Regions from separate parts of the Homo sapiens genome. Here regions 1 and 3 are each linked to region 2. The links are chromatin contacts, found by Hi-C or POLR2A ChIA-PET in ENCODE. All regions are on one chromosome and are shown on one strand. Each heading gives the region's core, a stretch centred on a gene start or an enhancer-like site at or near the end of the contact. The rest is flanking DNA. Distances are from core to core; before and after follow the strand shown.

What was found. A loop is a pair of places that touch in the nucleus more often than their neighbours do. ChIA-PET counts read pairs that join two places held with the same protein, here RNA polymerase II (POLR2A). Pooled maps may share reads with other maps.
Region 1: a loop to region 2 is called in a pooled map, with 5 times the contacts of the local background. The contact joins the enhancer-like site here to the promoter of TNFAIP8L1 in region 2. A Hi-C loop is called at or near these places in 1 of 168 maps with a recorded cell type or tissue (PC-9) and 6 of 50 pooled maps. POLR2A ChIA-PET finds 5 or more read pairs at or near these places in 2 of 52 experiments (CD4-positive, alpha-beta T cell and IMR-90).
Region 3: a pooled map shows a loop between it and region 2 (10-fold over the local background). The contact joins the promoter of TICAM1 here to the promoter of TNFAIP8L1 in region 2. A Hi-C loop is called at or near these places in 7 of 50 pooled maps. POLR2A ChIA-PET finds 5 or more read pairs at or near these places in 4 of 52 experiments (CD4-positive, alpha-beta T cell, GM12878, IMR-90 and 1 more).

Annotation. Positions count from the first base shown.
Region 1 is chr19:4,814,109-4,816,808 of GRCh38, reverse strand. It overlaps TICAM1 (TIR domain containing adaptor molecule 1), which reads left to right. Exons shown (of 2, transcript NM_182919.4): 2 at 1-877. The coding sequence ends at 570. Among named protein-coding and RNA genes, the nearest start is that of TICAM1, 16 kb to the left of the region's middle. RefSeq lists an enhancer at 827-956. Within about 2 kb of position 1,387, at least 13 of the 41 ENCODE cell types and tissues checked have a DNase peak (open chromatin) inside an H3K27ac peak, as active enhancers do.
Region 2 is chr19:4,638,112-4,640,811 of GRCh38, reverse strand. TNFAIP8L1 (TNF alpha induced protein 8 like 1) reads right to left here and starts at 1,296. Exons shown (of 2, transcript NM_152362.3): 1 at 1,183-1,296. RefSeq lists an enhancer at 296-1,295 and silencers at 1,196-1,635, 1,696-1,775.
Region 3 is chr19:4,830,304-4,833,003 of GRCh38, reverse strand. TICAM1 (TIR domain containing adaptor molecule 1) reads left to right here and starts at 1,292. Exons shown (of 2, transcript NM_182919.4): 1 at 1,292-1,390. RefSeq lists silencers at 1,156-1,445, 1,456-1,575.

The DNA.
Region 1 (2,700 bases), core at 138-2,637, 180 kb before region 2:
GTGGCCAACACCTTCAAGCCCCACAGGCTTCAGGCCCGAAAGGCCATGTGGAGGAAGGAACAGGACACCCGAGCCCTGCGGGAACAGAGCCAACACCTGGACGGTGAGCGGATGCAGGCGGCGGCACTGAACGCAGCCTACTCAGCCTACCTCCAGAGCTACTTGTCCTACCAGGCACAGATGGAGCAGCTCCAGGTGGCTTTTGGGAGCCACATGTCATTTGGGACTGGGGCGCCCTATGGGGCTCGAATGCCCTTTGGGGGCCAGGTGCCCCTGGGAGCCCCGCCACCCTTTCCCACTTGGCCGGGGTGCCCGCAGCCGCCACCCCTGCACGCATGGCAGGCTGGCACCCCCCCACCGCCCTCCCCACAGCCAGCAGCCTTTCCACAGTCACTGCCCTTCCCGCAGTCCCCAGCCTTCCCTACGGCCTCACCCGCACCCCCTCAGAGCCCAGGGCTGCAACCCCTCATTATCCACCACGCACAGATGGTACAGCTGGGGCTGAACAACCACATGTGGAACCAGAGAGGGTCCCAGGCGCCCGAGGACAAGACGCAGGAGGCAGAATGACCGCGTGTCCTTGCCTGACCACCTGGGGAACACCCCTGGACCCAGGCATCGGCCAGGACCCCATAGAGCACCCCGGTCTGCCCTGTGCCCTGTGGACAGTGGAAGATGAGGTCATCTGCCACTTTCAGGACATTGTCCGGGAGCCCTTCATTTAGGACAAAACGGGCGCGATGATGCCCTGGCTTTCAGGGTGGTCAGAACTGGATACGGTGTTTACAATTCCAATCTCTCTATTTCTGGGTGAAGGGTCTTGGTGGTGGGGGTATTGCTACGGTCTTTTAATTATAATAAATATTTATTGAATGCTTCCGCAGCGCCATTGTCTTCTGGGACACCTTCTGCCTGGCTATTTGTTATAAAACACGTGGCTCCCGCTCCCGCAAAAGGGAACAGGAAGCGGGAAGTGCACGCCTCTTCTTGGAGGGCATAGACCGGCCTTTGCCCTCATCCCATTGGCCAGAATATAATCACATGGCCCTGCTCCTGCCGCAAGGAACCCTGGGAAATGTAGTCCTTTCTGAACGGCCGTGTGCCTCCCGAGTCGGGGTTCTAATACCAGGAAAGGTGGAGGGAAAAGATATTGTTGAGGGCGGGGAGGGTGCAGCCTGGGCAGCATGGTGAGACCGCGTCTCTTCAAAAATACAAAAGTTAGCTGGGCGTGGTGGTGCACGCCTGTAGTCTCAGGTACTCAGGAGGCTGAGGTGGGAGGATTGCTTGAGCCCAGGAGCCGAAGGCTGCAGTGAGCTATGAATGAATGAATGAATGAATGAATGAATGAGTGAGCGAGTGAGTGAATGAATGAATGAGTGAATGAGTGAGTGAATAAATGAACGAGTCAGTGAATGAATGAGTGAAAGAATGAACGAGTGAATGAATGAGTGAATGAATGAACGAGTGAGTGAATGAATGAGTGAATGAATGAACGAGTGAGTGAATGAATGAGTGAATGGATGAGTGAGTGAAAGGATGAGTGAATGAATGAATGAGTGAGTGAATGAATGGATGAGTGAATAAATGCATGAATTTGAATGAATGCCATTGGGGGACATTTAGCAGTTTTTGCTGCAGCCCTTCCTTTTTCTTTGGGGTCTGCCTTTGATGCCCCCACCAAGGTTGGACTCCGATGCCACTGTGTGACATTTGGCAAGTGCCTCCCCTGTCGGAGCCTCTGCTTTTTCATCTGAGAAATGGGTCTGTGGAGGCTGTTGTTTCAAGGCCTCAGCGGATCATATGCAGAACCACATATCAGGTACACCATACCTGGGTAGCAGGTGCAGCACTCATTAAGTATGGGGACCCACATGGAAGGGATTAATATTTTTCAGGGTGACAGACCTTCTAAGAATAAGAATGGAGCCAAGGTTTGTTGGACACTTAACATGTATTGATTCTGGAGTGTCTAAATACATAAACAAGACTGGGTGCTGTGGTGGCTCACATCTGTAATTAATCCCAGAACTTTGGGAGGTTGAAGTGGGAGGGTTGCTTGAGGCCAGGAATTCAAGACCAGCTTGGGCAACATAATGAAACCCCATCTCTATTTTTTTTTTTTCCTGAGATGGAGTCTGGCTCTCTCACCCAGGATGGAGTGCAGTGAAGAGAGCTCAGCTCACTGTAACCTCCACCTCTCGGGTTCAAGCTATTCTCCTGCCTCAGCCTCCCGAGTAGCTGGGATTACAGGAGCTCGCCACCACACCCGGCTAATTTTTGTATTTTTAGTAGAGATGGGGTTTCGCCATGTTGGCCACGCTGGTCTGAAACTCCTGACCTCAGGTGATCCACCTGCCTTGGGCTCCTAAAGTGCTGGGATTACAGGCGTAAGCCACCACACCCAGCCGCATCTTTCTTATTTATGTATGTATTTATTTATTTATCAACTGAATAAGACATCCAACTCTTTTTAAAAAATAAATAAATAAATAGGCCAGGCATGGTGGCTCACATCTGTTATCCCAGCACTTTTGGAGGCCAAGGCAGGCGGATCACTTGAGGTCAGGAGTTCGAGACCAGCCTGGCCAACATGATGAAACCCTGTCTCTACTAAAAATAGAAAAACCAGCTGGGCATGGGGCACACACCTGTAGTCTCAGCTACTTGTGAGGCTGAGGCAGGAGAATCGCTTGAACCTGG
Region 2 (2,700 bases), core at 47-2,546:
GTTTCAAAGTTGGCGCCCTCGGACCTGCCGTAGTGGCAGAGGGCACAGCCCATGCAAAGGCCCTGAGAGAGGACCTCGCCTGGGGTGTTGGAGAAACAGGAGGAGGCCAGTGTGACTGGGGCAGAGCCACAGCGAGAGTCAGGCAGGTTATGAGCAGGGCCTGTATTCCTGCATCTGATCCCCCAGCAGCCCTCAACTTGGGGAGTTACGACCCACTCCTGTTTTACAGATGAGGAAACTGAGGCTCCGCAGAATTGAAAAACTGGTTCAAGATATCATGCGGGTGGCAGAGCTCAAACCTAGATTGGTCCAAGCTCCGCCACCACTGGGCTGGCCCCCCTGGGGCCTCCCAAGGCGTTCATCGCCTCCAGCTGAGCTGGGACTGGCTCAGGAAATAAACTCTGGCGGCCTGTTTACACCTGGGGCTGCTCCTCCACCAGCCCTTCCCCCCTCCATAGAGAAGGTGCTGGGAAATGTGAGGATGCAGAGAAAACAGATTCTGTCCTGCCTCTGTCCCCACTTCCCTGGACAAACATTGGAAGCATTGGCCTCTTTCTAGGCCTTAGTTTCCCATCCCAGGAAATGGGCCTAGTTCGACTTCACAGAAAAGGCCAGGAGGCGGCAGGTGTCCTTCAGATCACCTGCCAATTACCTTAGCAGCGACGGTCCCAGTTCACAGCTGGCAAAACTGAGGCCAAGTCCCCACAGGCCACTTGGGAGCTCATTAGGGGCCAGTCTGGGTGGGCCCGGGCTGGCCTAGGCCTGGCTCCCCGCCACCGATGCCTGGACCGATGCCTGGTTTAGCTAGAAGCTACAGTCATGCCCACCTCCGCACGGCTGGCCCAGCTGCCCACCGCCTGGAATGCCCTCAGGGTTCTGGAATCTGGCCTGAGCACCTGCGGCCCTACAGTTAAAGGGGGCAGAGTCCACTAGAGTCCACATGGGGGATGGGGGTGCTGGTCCCAGAGCAGAGCCCCACGCCAAGGGGGGCAATTGAGACTCAATCTGTCTCCCCCTAACCTATACAGCGAGAGTGACAGAGAGACAGACGGAAACTGAGGCAGGAATGTAGACGGACAGGCGGTGGGGTGCAGAAGCATTAAGGGGCGGGAGAGACAGAGGGCGGCCAGGTGGCCCCCGAGATGCGCTGAAATGGGGGGCGCCCCGGCACTGCTCGCTCACCTACTCTCGAAGCAGAGTCCGTACGTCCAACCGTCGGGGGTCCGTCCAGCCGCCTCCGTGGGCCGGGGCCGTTGCCGCGGCGGTGGGAGCAGCGCCGGAGCCGGGGCCGGGGCCGGGGCGGGGCGGGCAGCGCGGCCCCGCCCTCCACTCGCCTCGCCCCTCGGCAGGCCACGCCCTCCACTCGCCCCGCCCGCGCGGAAGGGACCGGAGAGTTGCCAGGCCTGGGGGGCGGGCCGAGCGCTCCGGATTAGCCAATGACAGGGCGGGCAATGTACGAAAAGGCCAATGGGAGCAGGGCACTGCGACGGGGGGGAAGTGGGGGGAAGGGGCGGAGCCTGGGGGCGGGGTCAGGCGGCTCTGGGGGATTCCTCCGGAATCGCGAAGGGGCCCGGATGCGGGGGCGAGGCCGTCGTGGGGGTGCCGGCCACAGAAAAGGGAAGAGATAAGAGTACGAGACAGACAGAGAACCTGGGGAGGGAGGCACAGAGACACCAACAGGAAGAGACCAGAGAGCCAAAAGGCAAAACAGACCAACCACGTGGTTCTGCACGGGCCCCTTCCTCCTTCTGGGGCTAGTTTACCCGCCTGGGTAATAGGAATTTCGGCAGAAGCGTGTTTCTCAAAGTACGGCCTCGGGGAACCCTTCGCGTCAGAAAGATCTGAGAGTCCATTTTAAAATGCAGATTCCAACTAGGTGTGGTGCCTCACGCCTGGAATCCCAGCACTTTGGGAGGCCAAGGCAGGAGGATCCCTTGAGCCCAGGAGTTTGAAACCAGCCTGGGCAACCTAGGGAGACCCTGTCTCTACAAAAAAAAAAAAAAAAAGAAAGAAAGAAAAAGAAGAAGATCAAAATAAGTTAAAATTTTAAAAATACAGAGTTCTGTGCCACAAGAAGGGATGAATCTAACCCAGGGTTGTGGGGCTATAGATGAATCTTTGGGGTGAGGTGGAGGGCTCCTGGAGACCTCATCAGAGGATCCCCAGGTCCAGCCTCGATTTCCGTAGGAATGAGCCTGCAGGACACACAGGAGCCTCCCGGCTGCGCAGCGCCAGCTGGGGTCCCCCGGGGAGGATGCAGCTGTGAGTCCTGGGAACCAGGCCCTGGAGCTGCTCCCAGGTCCCCTGCAGCACCATTTCCGCCCTGCAGCCCAACTCTGGGTCCCGGTTGCAGCTAGGGCCTAGGGAGCCCATAGCAACCTCGCTGCTTCTTCCTCCAGGAAGCCAGACAACAAATTGTTGAGGGCCTGTTGTGTGTCCTGACCTGCACACGGGATTCAGGAAGACCGAGGCACAGGCCTCAGGAGGCAAAAGTAAGTTAAATATCTCATTGGCTGGGCCCGGTGGCTCACCCCTGTAATCCCAGCACTTTGGGAGGCCGAGGTGGGCGGATCACCTGAGGTCAGGAGTTTGAGACCAGCCTGGACAACATCGTGGAACCCCGTCTCTACTAAAAATACAAAAATTAGCCGGGTGTGGTGGCACATGCCTGTAATCCCAGCTACTCAGGAGGCTGAGGCA
Region 3 (2,700 bases), core at 43-2,542, 190 kb before region 2:
CACAGGACCTGGGACTTTGTCCGTTTGTCCCTAATAAAAACCACAGATACTTTCAGATTGCATTGCAACCAGAAACACATCTGACACTTGTCACCACGGCAAAATCACTGTGATTATTAGATCTTATTTAATGTGGTGATAAAAATAATATAGGCCAGGTGCGGTGGCTCACACCTGTAATCCTAGCACTTTGAGAGGCCGAGGCGGGAGGATTGCTTGAGCCTGGAAGTTTGAAAGCAGCCTGGGTAATATAGGGAGACCCCGTTTCAAATAATAATAATTATTATAATCATAAAATTAGGCCGGGCGCAGCGGCTCACGCCTGTAATCCCAGCACTTTGGGAGGCCGAGGCGGGCAGATCACCTGAGGTCAAGAGTTCGAGACCAGCCTGGCCAACATGGTGAAACCCCATCTCAACTAAAAATACAAAAATTAGCCAGGTGTGGTGGCACGTGCCTGTAATCCCAGCTACTCAGGAGGCTGAGGCAGGAGAATCGCTTGAACCCATGAGGTGGAGGTTGCAGTGAGCCGAGGTCGCACTACCGCACTCCAGCCTAGGCCACAGAGTAAGACTCCAACTAAAAAAAAAAAAAAAAAAAAGGGAGGCCGGACACGGTGGCTCACACCTGTAATCCCAGCACTTTGGGAGGCCAAGGCAGGTGGATCACCTGAAGTTGGGAGTTCGAGACCACGCTGACCAAGGTGGAGAAACTCCATCTCTACTAAAAATACAAAATTAGCCAGGTGTGGTGGCACATGCCTGTAATCCCAGTTACTCAGGAAGCTGAGGCAGTAGAATTGCTTGGACCCGGGAGGCGGAGGTTGCAGTGAGCTGAGATTGCGCCATTGCACTCCAGCCTGGGCAACAAGAGCGAAACTCCGTCTCGGAAAATAAATAAAAAAATAAATAAACAAACAAACAAATAAAATAAGAGAAATAAAATAAAAACAGCTGCTACATTTATTTCCTGGAAAGCACCTATCACTAACGGAGATGATCCCACTTTACAATTGTGATTACTTTCTCATCTGGGACCCCCGCCCAGATGACTGTGGGCTCCCCGAGAGCAGATGCGAGTTCTTCTGGCCCCCTGCAGACAGTAGGTGCTCACACTTGCTGAACGTGACCGCAAGGGTTGGGAAGAGAGCGCATGGGTGCGGGGCGACCCGGGGACTTTCCCGGTGCTGCGGGGCAGGACTCCGAAACCGTGACCTCACGTCCCACACCCACCCGGGACGCGGAAGGGGCGGCGCGCTTCCTTCCCAGGGCGCGGGCCGCGGGGTGGAGCCAGCGCCCTCAGCGCGCTACGGTCCGCGGGCAACTCCGCAGAAGCCCCAGCCCCCAGGACCCCAGGACCCAGTGGCGCAGCCGGCAGCCCCGGATCCCTGGTAGGTGGGGAAGGGGCGAGGACGGGCCTGAGGTGGAGAAGGTGTCGGGGGTGTGGGGGGTGGCCCTGAGCCCGTGCCGCTCGCCAGGGCTCCAGGCCACCTGGCCTCCCTCTTAGGGCCCCGGTGCGGAGGAGGGGGCCTGGCGCCGCGCGTTGGGAGGTTGACGTTCCCCTCAACCTCCAGCTCCCCGCGCTGGTGGCCCAGATCCTCCCCCACTGTCGGGATCCTCCCCAGCACCCTGGCTTCCTCCCCGACAGCCTGACCCCTCCCCCAAACCCCAGATTCCTCCCGGACACCCCAGATTCCTCCCCAACACCCAGGATTCCTACCTGAAACCCCATATTCCTTCTCACCCCAAATTCCTGACACCCAAGCTTCCTACCTCACACCCCATATTTCTCTCAACGCCCTGAATTTCTCCCTGACACCCAAGGTCCCTCCCTGATACCCCAAATTCCTCCGTGACACCCAGGACCCCTCTCTGACACCCTGGATTCTTCCCCAACACCCAGGATCCCTCCCGAATACCCCAGATTCCTCCCAGACACCCCAAATTCCTCCCTGACACCCCAAACTCTTCCCTGACACCCAGGATCCCAACCTCACACCCTGTACCACCACACACCTTCTTCCTTTCTCCCCCTCCTAACGGTTATCCAGCCACATGGGCTTCCTTACTGTTCCTCCAGCTCACCAGGCGCAGTCCTGCCCCAGGGCCTTTGGGCAGGTGGCTTCACCTTCCAGAAGCTTTCCTCCCTGATCTCCACCCAGCCTCCTCCCTCAGCTCCTTTAGGTCTCAGCTCAATGTTACCTCCTGTCCCCAAAGGCCTCCCTTGACCACCGTGGTCCCCTGTAGCCCCTTCCCAGCCAGTCTCTCAGAGCCACACAGCCCCCGGCTCATGGCTTTCACGTTACTTTTCATTCTCTGAAATGATCTTGGGTTATTTTCTCGCTTACTGTTGGTCTCCCTGAACCAGACTGGGAGCTCTGTGAGGGTAGATGTGCCTGCCTTGATATGCAGTGGCACTTTGAACAGTTCCTGGACCTAGTAGGTGCTCAATAAATGCATATTCGATGCATGAAAGGCTGCATGAGAGTGTGGGAAGGAGAGTGGGAGAGGTGGTTAAAACATTTAAAAAGGACAAGGTGGGAGGATCACTTGAGCCCAGGAGTTCAAGACAAGCCTGGGCAGCATAGCGAGACTCCACCTCTACAAAAAAATTCAAAAAGAAAGTTAGCCGGGTGCAGTGGTTTATGCCTGTAATCCCAACACTTTGGGAGGCTGAGGCAGGTGGATTGCTTGAGCCCAG